Regions from separate parts of the Homo sapiens genome. Here regions 1 and 3 are each linked to region 2. Evidence: chromatin contacts called from ENCODE Hi-C or POLR2A ChIA-PET data. All regions are on one chromosome and are shown on one strand. Each heading gives the region's core, a stretch centred on a gene start or an enhancer-like site at or near the end of the contact. The rest is flanking DNA. Distances are from core to core; before and after follow the strand shown.

What was found. Hi-C counts contacts between places; a loop is a spot of excess contacts on that map. ChIA-PET counts read pairs that join two places held with the same protein, here RNA polymerase II (POLR2A). Pooled maps may share reads with other maps.
Region 1: a loop to region 2 is called in a map of GM12878, with 5 times the contacts of the local background. The contact joins the promoter of IMP3 here to the promoter of COX5A in region 2. A Hi-C loop is called at or near these places in 1 of 168 maps with a recorded cell type or tissue (GM12878) and 12 of 50 pooled maps. POLR2A ChIA-PET finds 5 or more read pairs at or near these places in 2 of 52 experiments (GM12878 and activated CD4-positive, alpha-beta T cell).
Region 3: a pooled map shows a loop between it and region 2 (4-fold over the local background). The contact joins the enhancer-like site here to the promoter of COX5A in region 2. A Hi-C loop is called at or near these places in 1 of 168 maps with a recorded cell type or tissue (CD4-positive, alpha-beta T cell), 2 of 37 single-sample maps with no recorded cell type and 6 of 50 pooled maps. POLR2A ChIA-PET finds 5 or more read pairs at or near these places in 3 of 52 experiments (BJ, GM12878 and activated CD4-positive, alpha-beta T cell).

What each region holds. Positions count from the first base shown.
Region 1 is chr15:75,637,388-75,641,859 of GRCh38, reverse strand. It overlaps IMP3 (IMP U3 small nucleolar ribonucleoprotein 3), which reads left to right and starts at 1,636. Exons shown (of 1, transcript NM_018285.4): 1 at 1,636-2,767. The coding sequence starts at 1,692. The coding sequence ends at 2,246. RefSeq lists a silencer at 1,482-1,641 and an enhancer at 1,932-1,991.
Region 2 is chr15:74,935,883-74,940,411 of GRCh38, reverse strand. COX5A (cytochrome c oxidase subunit 5A) reads left to right here and starts at 2,339. Exons shown (of 5, transcript NM_004255.4): 1 at 2,339-2,497. The coding sequence starts at 2,398. RefSeq lists a silencer at 2,086-2,645.
Region 3 is chr15:74,396,074-74,400,596 of GRCh38, reverse strand. No RefSeq gene overlaps it. Among named protein-coding and RNA genes, the nearest start is that of MIR6881, 13 kb to the left of the region's middle. RefSeq lists enhancers at 2,797-2,846, 2,867-3,286, 2,876-3,509, 3,527-3,726, 2,896-4,095 and 5 more. Within about 2 kb of position 3,101, at least 9 of the 41 ENCODE cell types and tissues checked have a DNase peak (open chromatin) inside an H3K27ac peak, as active enhancers do; they include GM12878, where a contact is called at or near this core.

The DNA of each region.
Region 1 (4,472 bases), core at 387-2,886, 700 kb before region 2:
TTAGCTTTCTGTTTGTTTTAGAGACAGGATGTTGTTCTGTTGCCCAAGCTGGAGTGCAGTAGTGTGATCATGGCTCACTGCATCCTTGAACTTCCGGCTTCAAGGGATCCTCCCCCCTCTTACCCCGAAACCCTCACCAGTAGCTGGGACTATAGGTGCTGCCACCATGCCTGGCTAATTTTTTTTTTTTTTTTTTGTCCATAGGGACTGAGTCTTACTATGTTGCCCAGGCTGGTCTTGAACTCCTGGCTTCCAGTGATCCTCCCACCTTGGCCTCCCAGTGTTGGGATTACAGGCATGAGCCACCATGCCTAGCCTGGTGATGTTTTCTTAAACTGGCTAAGTTTATGAGTATTTATTATACTTTATAATTTACATATTATATTATTTTCCAGATATCGAATATTTTATATATATATATATATCTTTTTGAGACAGGGTCTGGCTCTGTTGTGCAAGCTGGGGTGCGGTGGCACCATTGTAGCTCAATGCAGCCTACAAGTCCTGGGCTCAAATGATCCTTCCCCCTCAGCCTCCCAGGTAGTCAGGACTACAGGTGCGCACCACCATGCTTGGCTAATTCTTTAAGATTTTTTACAGAGGTGGGATCTCGCTTCTTTTTTCTTTTTTTTTTTGCCTAGGTTGGTCTTGAACTCCTGGCCTCAAATGATCCTCCCACCTCAGCCTCCCAAAGTGCTGGGATTACAGGCATGTGCCACCGCGCCCAACCCTCAAATATTGTATTGTAAAAGACAATGAAAAGCATACAAAACAAAAATGATCAGTGAGAAGCTAGGTGGCGTCAAATGCCCGGGCAAAAAGGGGTTAGGTCTGCAGCGCTATACTCAGATGTAACTTACAGATGCAACTAGCGGAAACAGCATTAAATTTGTTAACTCAATGCTTGGTGGCCAGAAATTCATGTCAGGATAATTCATTTGAGCACAGACTAAAGGGTTTGGACTTGTAGTTATAGTCCAAGTTTCTCAAACTTGCTGGGTTTTATGAATCATCTGACACTTTAGTTAATAATACAGATTTCCAGGCGACTCCCTTATAGATCCCTTTTCTGTGGGCCTAGGAAGCAGCCAATCAGTATTTCATGGGTTCGGTGCCACCTATCCCAACTTGACAATGAGAGATCGCTCTGCATGCCAGGTGAAGGACCTGACGCTGGCGGGCGGCGGGGACTACCAGGTCAGCCCCAGGAGAGCCGGCTCCGGCAAGCTCCCCCAAGGCATGGCAGGAGCCCAGTGCAAGTTAGCACAGTAAACCCAATCAACAAGCCGCAGTCACCCCTCTTCCCCAGAAATGGCCTCTTCAGCTCTTGCGGGGGAGACTCTGAAAGTCCCCAAAGGACAGAAGTCTAGGAGGAAATGATTGCCGCAGAAAGGGATACAGTCTTGGCTACTAAAAACCGCGCGGAACCGCCTAGGGACCCGCTCCCAACCACCCACCTCCGGTGCTTCTACCCCCTCCCTCGCAAACGCGAAGAAAAGAAGAAACGCGAGATCCCAGTGCAGAGGCGTGGTCCCACCCTGGCCAATGGGAAGTGAGGGCGTGACTTTAAGTCTTTCTTTCATTGGCCCAGGGTCCCAGGCCGTCCAGGTCTTGGGGCGCCGCGGCGGAAATCGCGCGGATGCCAGAACGCGCTCTCAGCTTCGGGTCCTGCGGCTGCGGCTGCCGCCATCATGGTGCGGAAGCTTAAGTTCCACGAGCAGAAGCTGCTGAAGCAGGTGGACTTCCTGAACTGGGAGGTCACCGACCACAACCTGCACGAGCTGCGCGTGCTGCGGCGTTACCGGCTGCAGCGGCGGGAGGACTACACGCGCTACAACCAGCTGAGCCGTGCCGTGCGTGAGCTGGCGCGGCGCCTGCGCGACCTGCCCGAACGCGACCAGTTCCGCGTGCGCGCTTCGGCCGCGCTGCTGGACAAGCTGTATGCTCTCGGCTTGGTGCCCACGCGCGGTTCGCTGGAGCTCTGCGACTTCGTCACGGCCTCGTCCTTCTGCCGCCGCCGCCTCCCCACCGTGCTCCTCAAGCTGCGCATGGCGCAGCACCTTCAGGCTGCCGTGGCCTTTGTGGAGCAAGGGCACGTACGCGTGGGCCCTGACGTGGTTACCGACCCCGCCTTCCTTGTCACGCGCAGCATGGAGGACTTTGTCACTTGGGTGGACTCGTCCAAGATCAAGCGGCACGTGCTAGAGTACAATGAGGAGCGCGATGACTTCGATCTGGAAGCCTAGCGGATCTCCCACTTTGCATGGCTGTCTTTTACAGATGGGAAAACTGAGGCCTGATGCTGGAGATTCTATGAGGGTGCTCTCCTCAAGGGTATCAGACGGTCGTAGGTTCTTAAGAATTTGATTCATCAGTGGCAGGCCATGCATAGAGCCACGGGAGGTGCGTCCTTGTTTTCCAGGGAATGTTCTTAGAACTTGGACTACTGATTATTAATTGACTGTGCCTTGGGAAACAGTGGGAAGTAACTTGGTGCAGCACTGGGGTATTGTTGGCTTCTTGTGTTGGAAACTTTGTAATGTAAAAGGAAAAACTGGAAATCCCCACGCCCTGTTTCCCTTTATCGTCTTGTGGTTGGACTGGTTCAATTCGTTTAACTCGAATTCTTGCTCCTGGCCGTGGTTAAGCTGTGTACAGATGATGGAGAGTTTGGCCTCAAGTTTTTATAAACTGAGCGAGACTAGTGTTCAGGATCTCCTCCCTTGTTTAAATGTCAATAAATGCCCCAACTGCTTTGTAAGTGCAACTTTTTAATCTGTCTGGTTTTCTTTTTTTCTCTAGAGACGGAGTCTTGCTCTGTCACCCAGGCTGGAGTGCAGTGGCGCGATCTCGGCTCACTGCAACCTCCGCCTCCCGGGTTCAAGCAATTTTCCTGCCTCAGCCTCCCGAGTAGCTAGGAGTATAGGCGCCCGCCACCGCGCCCGGCTAATTTTTGTGGTTTTAGTAGAGTCAGGGTTTCACCATGTTGGCCAGGCTGGTCTGGAACTCCTGAACTCGTGATCCGCCCGCCTCGGCCTCCCAAAGTGCTGGGATTACAGGCATGAGCAAACTGCGCCCAGCCTCTGGTTTTCTTACATAGAGTCATATTTATACGTCCCAGGAGCCCAGAGAAGAATAGAGTCAGCAGCGAGTGACCTGCCTGTGGATTAGATGTGCAACAGGGCCACATGTGGAGGATGCAGGATGTTGTACAGGATTGGGCAAATTTGTCACTTTACCAGTCCCTTCCTTGGAATGAGTGTTTTGGCAGAGCTCTTCCTCACATAACTTCCTGTTGATATTCCAGCCCCAGGAAATACCGTATTAGAGGGCTGGGATGTTTGCTTGCCTAAGGAAATAATCACTCTGTAGCTTGGCCATCTAGCGGTTAGAAGTGGCCCAGGAGGTTCCTGGAAATTTAGATGATAGCAGTGATAGAGAATAAGAAGGGAGACTACCAAGTTTTACTCAAGATTTCTTTATTCTTTTTTCTTTTTGTTTTTTTTTTCACACAAGGCCCAAGCTGGAGTGCAGTGGAGCTGTCACAGCTCACTGCAGCCTCGATCTCCTGGGCTCAAGCAGTCCTCCCACCTCAGCCTCCCCAGTAGCTGGGATTATAGGCATGTACCACCACCCCTGGCTAGTTTTTAATTTTTGTAGACACAGGGTTTTGGCATGTTACCTAGGCTGATCTCAAACTCCTAAGTTCAAGCAATCCTGCCTCAGCCTCCCAAAGTGCTGGGATTACAGGTGTGAGCCACCGTGCCTGGCCAAGCCTTCTAAAAGGAGAATAAATAGGATGCCGAGATCAGTGGATTGGCTTTTAGTGGTGCCTTGTTCGCTTCCCCAGGTGTGAGGCAGCATTAGGTGAAGAAATGATTTAGAGAAGGGGACTTATTATATCATGGGATCATATAATACCAAGTACTTCTACTATATGTCAGCTCCATTTTTAAGTGCACCACCTATATTAGCCCATTTCAACCTCCCAGCAATCCTATGAAGTGGAGAATCCAATTCTCTACTTTTCAGATGAGGAAATGGAGGCAGAGATGGGTCAAATTACCAAAGATTACGTAGCCAGTAAGCAATGGACTGGGACTGTGTCAGTGTCAGCACACCCAGCCCTTGATGTGTGTCAGAGTTTAGAAAGAGTCTCTGAACTTGAATTTACAAACCAGCAGGGAAAAGCAGCAGCACTAGGCAATTCGATCGGTCTCCACAGGATGCTGTATAAAGGTGTGAGGAGGGAGCAAACATTGAACTGGGAAGGCATTAAGGAAAAGGTGATATTCAAGTTAGGAAGGGAACTAACTCTCATCTAGGCCCTGCTAGTTCTAGGCTGCCATTTACTCTTACCAACAACTCTGCAAGGTAGGTGGTGGTATCTGTAACTTCAGTTTGGGAAACAATTGGAATAGCAACCTGTCCAAGGCTAGGTTTCGAGTCCAGTCTCATGTGACTCCAGAGGC
Region 2 (4,529 bases), core at 1,090-3,589:
GATCTCGGCTCACTGCAACCTCCACCTCGCGGGCCCAAGTGATTCTCCTGCCTCAGGCTCCAGAGTAGCGTGCGCCACCACACCCAGCTAATTTTTGTATTTTTCGTAGAGACGGGGTTTCACCATGTTGGCCAGGATGGTCTCGAACTCCCGACCTCAGGTGATCTTCCCACCTCAGCCTCCCAAAGTGCTGGGATTACAGGCATGAGCCACCATACCTGGCCATGTTTCCTTTTCTCCTTTTTTTTAAAAAATTTTATTTTTGAGACGGAGTCTAGCTCTGTCACCCAGGCTGGAGTGCAGTGGTGTGATCTCGCCTCACCGCAACCTCCACCTCCTGGGTTCAAGTGATTTCTGGCTAATGTTAGTAATTTTAATAGAGATGGGGTTTCACCATGTTGGCCAGGCTGGTCTCAAACTCCTGACCTCAAGTGATCTCCTGGCCTTGGCGGCTCAAAGTGCTAGGATTACAGGCGTGAACCACCGTGCTCGGCCTTAATTTCTTTATGGCCAGCTGTTACATAGAAAGGCAAAGAGAAAGGTTAGAGCAATATTTTTAGGCTTTATGGCTGGCTTTGGGACAAAGGGGTTCTACTTTCTAGACCCCCTCTTGGGGAGGAGGGATTCTAGTTTCTGTGGCATGCCTGGAGGGAGAGTAAGGGGCAAGAGACAAGAGGGCAGAAGGTCAGAGAGAAACTGCTTCATAGGCCTTCACTTTGTGGTATTGTTTTCTAAGCCCCAGCACTAGGTTGGTGGGAAACGGTGAGGGCAGGTGCTTTGAAAACATTTTAAAAATCCTTTTCCCCGCCAGGTTCCTACCCACTGAAGCCACACTGCTAGGGAGGAAAAAGAGAAGGGCAGATGCTGAGGCCCTGGAGAGTCGGCCTGAAGTGAGGAAGTGGCACATGAATGGCCACCTTTTCTTTCCTCAGTGTGCCCAGGGATAGAGAATGGGAGACAGCAAGACAGAATACAATGTCTCATTAACTCTGGGCAGCATCCAGATACTTCAGGCCTGGGAGAGGTGTCCTTGACTGCCCAGGGGCTCAAAGTTAGGATGTAGCTAGTGAGATAAGATGCAACAACTGTGGAACTTGATCAACCCTATTTCAGAGCCATCGTGGATTCAGGAGCCCTCCTGTAGGAGATGGGAAACATTCAGGTGAGAGTCCTCAGAACTGGGGATGTGGCGAAAAGATCCTTGACTGCCAGCAGCAACCTAATTTCTGAGCCTCTTTCCTAATCTGTGAAATGAAGTAGTTTAACTCATTTTTTATGCAAGCTGGTTTGTGATATAAGAATATGTACTAATAAAATCCCTTACGCATAGGCCTTTTTTTTTTTTGAGATGGAGTTTTGATCTTGTTGCCCAGGCTGGAGTGCAATGGTGCGATCTCAACTCACTGCAACCTCTGCCTCCTGGGTTCCAGCAATTCTCCTGCCTCAGCCTCCCAAATAGCTGGGATTACAGGCATGCGCCACCACACCTGGCTAATTTTGCATTTTTAGTAGAGACAGGGGTTTCTCCATGTTGGTCAGGCTGGTCTCGAACTCCCGACCTCAGGTGATCCGCCCGCCTTGGGCTCCCAAAGTGCTAGGATTACAGGCGTGAGCAACCGCGTCCAGCGGCATTCTTTCCCCCATTCGCTGTTTTATTTTATGCCACAATGAGAAGGCGGGGCTAAGCAAAGTAGGTTTTTGTTTTGTTTGGTTTTTTTGAGACGGAGTTTCGCTCTTGTTGCCCAGGCTGGAGTGCAATGGCACCATCTCGGCTCACCGCAACCTCCTCCTCCTGGGTTCAAGCGATTCTCCTGCCTCAGCCTCCCGAGTAGCTGGGATTGCGGGCATGCGTTGCGCCACCACGCCTGGCTAATTTTGTATTTTTAGTAGAGACGGGGGTTCCTCCATGTTGCCCAGGCTGGTCTTGAACTCCCGACCGCAGGTGATCCGCCCGCCTCGGCCTCCCAAAAGTGCTGGGATTACAGGCATGAGCCACAGCGCCCGGGCGCAAAGTACGTATTTTTTATTATAGTTTGTTGTTATTGCTGTCATTCCTATTTTGAGGTGATTAAGTGCCCTCCTGGGCCTGACTCGAACAAGATCACGGTCGGTTGCTCCTCCCTCGCCTCCATTCCTACTTACAGGATGGCAGCTGCACGTCACCTGACCAGAGACAAGGCGGGACGCGAGGCTAACAGTTTGTCCTCAGCGCGCCGCCGTAGCCCCCGCCGCCGCCGGCCGCGCGGTGGCTCCTCCCGCCCACGCGCCAGAGTCGCAGTGGGCGGGCCTACGTGCTCCGCCCGCTGTGAGCCTGTCCGGCCCCCGCCCGCTCCGGAGCAACCCGCGAGCTTACACCGGCTTCTCTCTGTCCTCAGCCCGCGCGCCGCCATCGCCGTCATGCTGGGCGCCGCTCTCCGCCGCTGCGCTGTGGCCGCAACCACCCGGGCCGACCCTCGAGGCCTCCTGCACTCCGCCCGGACCCCCGGCCCCGCCGTGGGTAAGGCCCCTGCTTGCCACTGCCCGCGCCCTCGTGTCCTTGCGGTGACCTGGGTCCCCGCTGCCACTCCGGGGCGGGCTCTCCCCGGCCTAGCCCTTGCCCTACCCTGGTTACTGAACCCGGTGACCGCGGGCCGCCCTGCCCGCCGCCTCGAGTAGTGGAGGACCTGAAAGCGCGCCCCCGGGGCCTCCCCCCGCGCAACTTCCTGGCTGTGCCACCGCGGACAGGTCAGATGTGGACCTGCTGTGGGCGCCGAGGAGGGGACGCAGCGCTCCCCTTCGGTTCCCGGGCCATGACCCTGCCCCAGCGCCGACCCTGCGGCCACCTGACCGAGAGTGGCCGCCGCCGGCCTGCAGCGCCTCGGCGAAGGTGACATTGAGCCTCCGGGCACGCCGCTTGGGGTCCGAGGACACAATATACTTCCGTATGGGACACACGATTATACTTTTCAATCAGGCATTTCTCGGTTAGCGATTAGTGTGTCACCTTCACAGCCTTTTCCATCATTTTTAGGGTCTGCTGTGCCACGTTCTAATTCTTCCACGTTTAAAATAGATGGAAGTGTGTGGTTGTTTCCTGATCTCCGGAAGATAGCCAGAGTTTTGATAGGGCTTATGATAAAAATATCACTCTTTTGAAAACTGAATGTCACAGACACAGGAATACTGGGTTTTACAAGCATAGGAACGCTTCGTGTTTTTTCCCCTTTGTAATAGAAGCCTGATTGCTGGAGTATGAGACGTGCTTCTGATTTTTGTCTATTTTCCTTCCCTTTATATGTGTGCTGGGAGGTTTTGAGTCCACCACCATAGAATAATTACAGTAATTGCACTTCGATCTTGGTCCGTGAAATTTAGCTTCTATGCATGCATATTATATTTTATTTTTGAACCTGCATCACTGGCAACTATGCATGCGTATTTAAACATAAGAACTCAGAAACTCGTTTCAGGGTATGCTGAAGTTAAAAATTAAAAAAAGAACTCAGCCGGGCGCGGTGGCTCATGCCTGTAATCCCAGCACTTTGGTAGGCCGAGGCGGGCGGATCACCTGAGGTCAGGAGTTCAAGACCAGCCTGGCCAACATGGTGAAACCCTGTCTGTACTAAAAATACAAAAAATTTAGCTGGGTGTGGTGGTGGGCGCCTGTAATCCCAGCTACTCGGGAGGCTGAAGCACAAGAATCGCTTGAACCTGAGAGGCGGAGGTTGCAGTGAGCCGAAATCGCGCCATTGCACTCCAGCCTGGCCGACAGAGCGAGACTCCGTCTCAAAAAAAAAAAAAAAAAAAAAAGAATATGTTTTGCTTCATTCATTTTAGACTTTTATCATTTGTCGTAGAACCATAAGGCTGGAGGGTACTTTATTTTTGTTTATTTATTTATTTTTAAATTAGAGACGGAGTGTCCCTATGTTGCCCAGGCTGGGCTTGAACTCCTGGGCTCAGGTGATCCTCCCACCTCAGCCTCCCAAAGTTTGGGATTATAGGCATGAGCCACTGCAGCCAACCTAGAGTGTACTTTAGAGATCGTGGAAGCCATTTTATTTTATAGAAAAGGAAACCAAAGTCCATCTTGGGAAACTGACTCCTTGTTTTTTTTTGTTTGTTTGTTTGTTTTTGTTTTGTTTTGTTTTGTTTTGTTTTTTCTTGAGACAGAGTTTCGTTCTTGTTGCCCAGGCTGGAGTGCAATAGCACGGTCTTGGCTCAAGCGATTCTCCTGCCTCAGCCTCCGGAGTAGCTGGGGTTACAGGCACCTGCCACCATGCCCGGCTACTTTTTGTGTTTTTAGTAGAGATGGGGTTTCACCATGTTGGCCATGCTGGTTTCGAGCTCGTGAGGTCAGGTGATCCGTCTGCCTCAGCCTCCCAAAGTGCTGGGATTACAGGCGTGAGACACCACACCTGGCCGAAACTGACTCCTTTTTAATGGTGGAACCATTTTTGTTTCTTATAGTTATGTTTGGGCCATCCTGATGTTTGTTTAGATTTTGTGTTTTGCTAAAGTAACAGTACAATTTACATTTTTCAGCCGGA
Region 3 (4,523 bases), core at 1,852-4,351, 540 kb after region 2:
TGTCTCAAACTCCTGACCTCAAGTCATCCACCTGCTTCAGCCTCCCAGAATGCTGGGATTACATGTGTGAGCCACTGTGCCCGGCCCAAGCTCCTGCTCTCTTTGCTGGGTTCGCGGTTAATACAAGTGATACACACAGCAGAGAGAAGCAGTCAGGTGGGCCACTCTGGCAAAATGGCAAAGATCAGGTCTGGGACAGAGTCTGCCCCAGTGACCAGGGTTCCCTACACAGAGTCCATTAGCACCCGAGTCTTGGACCTCAGAGGAAGATGATGGGATCACTTGTTCCAAGACACCCTGAGGCTCTGAGACAGGGAGGTCACCTGTCAATCTGTCCTACTTGGGACCGAGGTGGGCTGAGAGGCCCTCTGCTTGGGCTGCAGGGCCCCTGCAGGGGTTGAGGATCAGCTTTCTCCTCTCATTGGTTCCTGCCAGAACCATCTTAGGGAGCAGCTGCTGTGGGGGCTGCTCTCCCACAGCAGGGAACCCACATCCTGCCCCATTACAGCAAAGTGAGCATCCGGTGGGGGAAGGACCCCCACGGGGGGCCTGAAGCTGATGAAAGTTGAGTCAGGGTGACTCAGTGGAAGGCCTCTTCCCACTGCTGTCTCCAAGTGGAATACTGTGGTCAGACCAAAGGAAGAACTTCCCAACCTCTGGTCCCACATCTGGAATGCATGCCAAAAAGGGGTCTCTGAGAGAACATGGCAGTTTGGCAGTTCTCAGGCTCTGTCATGCTACATACTGACCTCAGAAAGACCCCGGGAGGCAGACTGCAGATGGGGAAACTGAGGAAAGGGACAGGACCTGTACCAGAGCTGGGACTGTAGCTGGACCTTGAGTCTGCTCATCATGGGGGCACCTGCCCAAGGAGAGGGCAGCACCCCACTGCAATGCCCCCTATGTTTCCCCAGAGCCCCTCTCCTCCCATCTGCTCCTCAGAGGCCTTGTCTCGAGGTAGGAGTGGAGTGAGGGGGTGGGGGTTTCCCTGAGCAAAGAATAGTTCTCCTGTAGGATGCTGTTTTAAGAAACACACAAATAGACAAGCCACCCAGCCAGTCAGACAAGTTTGGCTTTCCAAACCTGTCCCTGGGGTGGCTGTTGTTGCCTTTTTATTTATTTATTTATTTATTTATTTATTTATTATTTATTTATTTATGTATTTATTGAGTAAAGGTTCATATAACACAAATTTTGCCATTTCAAAATGCACATTGCAGTGGTTTTGAGTATATTCATAATGCTCTATGACACCTACCTCTAGCTAACTCTGGAACATTCCATCACCCCCAAGAAACCTCGTGCCTGTTAGCAGTTACTTCCCCTTTCCTTGTCCCCCAACTAATGTACTTTCTGTCTCTATGCATTTGTCTCTTCTGGACATTTTTTAAAAAATTAAATTAAATAATTTATTCAGAGATGAGGTCGCGCTATGTTTTCCAGGCTGGATTCAAACTCCTGGGCTCAAGTAATCCTCCTGCCTGGGCCTCCCAAATAGTTGGGACTACAGGCGTGAGCCACTGCATCCAGCTTCTAGGCATTTCATATAAATGGAATTGTACATGTCACCTTTTGTGTCTGACTTCTTTCACTTAGCATACTGTTTTCAGGGGTTATCATGTGGTAGCCTGAACCAGGACGCCCCATCTTCTCACTGCTGAATGAGAGCTCATTGTGTGGCTAGGCCATGTTGCTTATCTGTGCCTCAGTTGATGGACATGGACATTGTTCCCACTTTTCGGCTGTTATAATAATATCCAGAATAACGCTGTATGAATATTTGTGTACAAGTTTTTGTGTGATCAGATGTTTTCAACTCTTTGGAACATCTATTTACCTGGGAGTGGGACTGCAGAATCCCATGGTAACTCTGTGTTCAACGTTTTGGGCAACTGACAAACTGCTTTCCACAGAGGTGATACCATTTTACATCCCCGCCATCAGAGTGTGAGGGCTCTAATCTTGCCACAGTCTCACCAACACTTGTTATTTTCTCTGCCTTTATTCTTTCAACACACACACACACACACACACACACACACACAGAGAGAGAGAGAGAGAGAGACATTGAGACAGGGTCTTGCTCTGTCACCCAGGCTGGAATACAGTGGTGCAATTTTGGCTCACTGCAATCTCCGTCTCCTGGTCTCAAGCAATCCTCCCACATCAGCCTCCCGCGCAGCTGGGACTGCAGGTGCATGCCACCACACCCAGATAATTTTGTGTATCTTTTGTGGAGATGAGGTTTCACCACATTACCGAGGCTGGTCTCGAACTCCTGAACTCAAGAGATCTGTTGGCCTTGGCCTCCCAAAGTGCTGAGATTTCAGACATGAGTCACTGTGCCTGGCCTTCAACACATATTTTGTTGAGCCCCTGCTTGGTGTCAGGCCTGTGCTGGGGTAGGGGATGCAGGGGTCCAGGCTGCTCTTGCAGAGCCAAAGGGACATAGATGTGACCCAGTGGTGGCTGGTGCTGAGTGGAGGGAAGGAGGAGGTGAAGTGATGGGAGTGACCTGCATGGACAGTCAGGGCAGGCTTCAGGGAGGCAGCGTTTGTGCCCTGGGAAGGTCTTGGCTGTTACTGTCCAATCCCAGCCTCTGTCCCTTCCCAAGTCCCCAGGATGAGTGGTAGTCAAGGTGCTGGGTGCCTCAGTGTTATAATGTGAAAAGTCTCAGCCTGGCCTGAAACTCACCCATTAGAGCCCTCACCTGCAGATTCTATGCCCACAGCCCAGGCCAGATGAGGAAACTGTGGCTCAGAGAAGGGAATGACTTCCCAAAGGTCATCCCAAAAGGTAGTGGCAGAGGGAGACCAGATCCCTGATCTACAGATGCCCAGCCTGGGGTCCTTTTAGCTCTGATGGGGTGAGGCCTGGGGCAGCATGAGGCTGGGAGCAGGGAAGATGGGGGAGGGCAGGAGGCTGAGAGAGCCCAGGTGAGAGAGGGCCAAGCTTGAAAGGTTTTCCCAGGCTGGGGGAGAGGCCCTGGTCAGGATGTGTATGGGTAAGGGGTGAGATACAGAGGTCCCTGGGGCGGGCCCAGACCTGTTTCTCCTTTGCCCAGTTTCAGTTCTGTTTTGCTTGTCCCCTTCTGTTTTGCGTTCAGAGTGGGTTGGGGTGGTGGTGGGGTGACTCTTAGCCCCCATCTTGATCCCCATGGTGGGGGATGAGGAGATGGGCTTAACTCCAGACACCACTTTCAGTCCCCCTTTCTACCCCCACCCAGGGTCCCCCAGTCTAAGGGCGGATGCGGGAGGCCTGGCTGGGTCCGTCCTCACAAGGAGGGGCAAGCTGGGCAGAGCCTGGCTGGCCTCCCCTGCTGCCATACCTTGGAGCCCACAGCCTCCAGTGGGTAGTGACTGGCCCCAAATCTAGACATAGGTAATGTTTGCTTAGTGAGCTCATGTGCTATGGGACTAAGTTGAAATGCTCTGCCCCTTACTCATACACCCTTATTGACTCACAGGTCCCCAAGGTGAGTCACGCCCACATCAGGTATTGTGGGTGTATGAGACATACACCCACTGCAAACTGGGATGCAGTTTCCAGTCCCCCTGCCAGCATGCTTAGGGCACCAGGAAGGGCAGTGGGTGCTGATGGGCCCCAGATTTACCAAAGATGACTCCAGTTGGAGGCCTTGGACTGCTGTGGGCTTGTCAGGGGCCTTTGTGGCCCTGGGAGGAGGTGTCTGGGGCTGCTCCAATGTCTTTGGGGTCTCTCAGGTTGGGGTGGATCCTTTGGGAGTGCTGGGCACTGGCAGAGACTCAGGCCGCAGGGAGGGGACTTGCTTTCCCTCTGGCTCCCTCAGGAGGCCTCAGCTGCAGTGCTGGGTGCTGGCTGTCCTCAAACCCATGTCCTCCAGCCCCCTGACGTCTTCTCATTTCCTCATCTCAGGTTTCAGCCCACTCAGGCTGACGTTGCCTTCTGATCTCGTTTTTCAGCAGCCCCCAGGTCTCCGTGGCTGCTGTGCAGAAACGCGAGTGGTTGGGGGAAGTCCACATGATGCTGGCCTTGAAGAGCCTCCTGCCAGCCAGGCCTCAGGAGGGCTCACTTCCCCATTGCAGAACTCCTGCGGAGACCCAGGGGCAATTTCTGGTCTTTAGCACAGGGCCTCTGAGGGGCTGGCTTTTCCTAGGGGCTGCCCTGGTGCTGTGGCACCGTGGGGTGGGGGATTTCGGCAACGCCAGGGGCTCGACATGGCTGAAACTTCTTTGGACAGCTCAGCTACCCCAGGTAGAAGCCTCTGTCCCTCCCGGAGCCAGGCCTGTCCCAGCTTCGAAGTCAGATGTTGGGACATGCTGTATGCCTTTGGGACGAGTAGCCCCGTGGGCTCAGAGCTCTGACAGTGAACCCAGATGGGGTTGCTGTGAGGCACTGGGCGGGTCTAAACAAACAAGGTGCTGTGTGAGTGCATAGGTGCGAACAGGCTGCTCCAAGGGACTCTTGAATTGTCTTTGCGGACAAGTGGGAGTTAGCTGGAAAAGAAGGAGCTGCGTGGTCAGAGGCGTGGAGGCAGGCAGTGG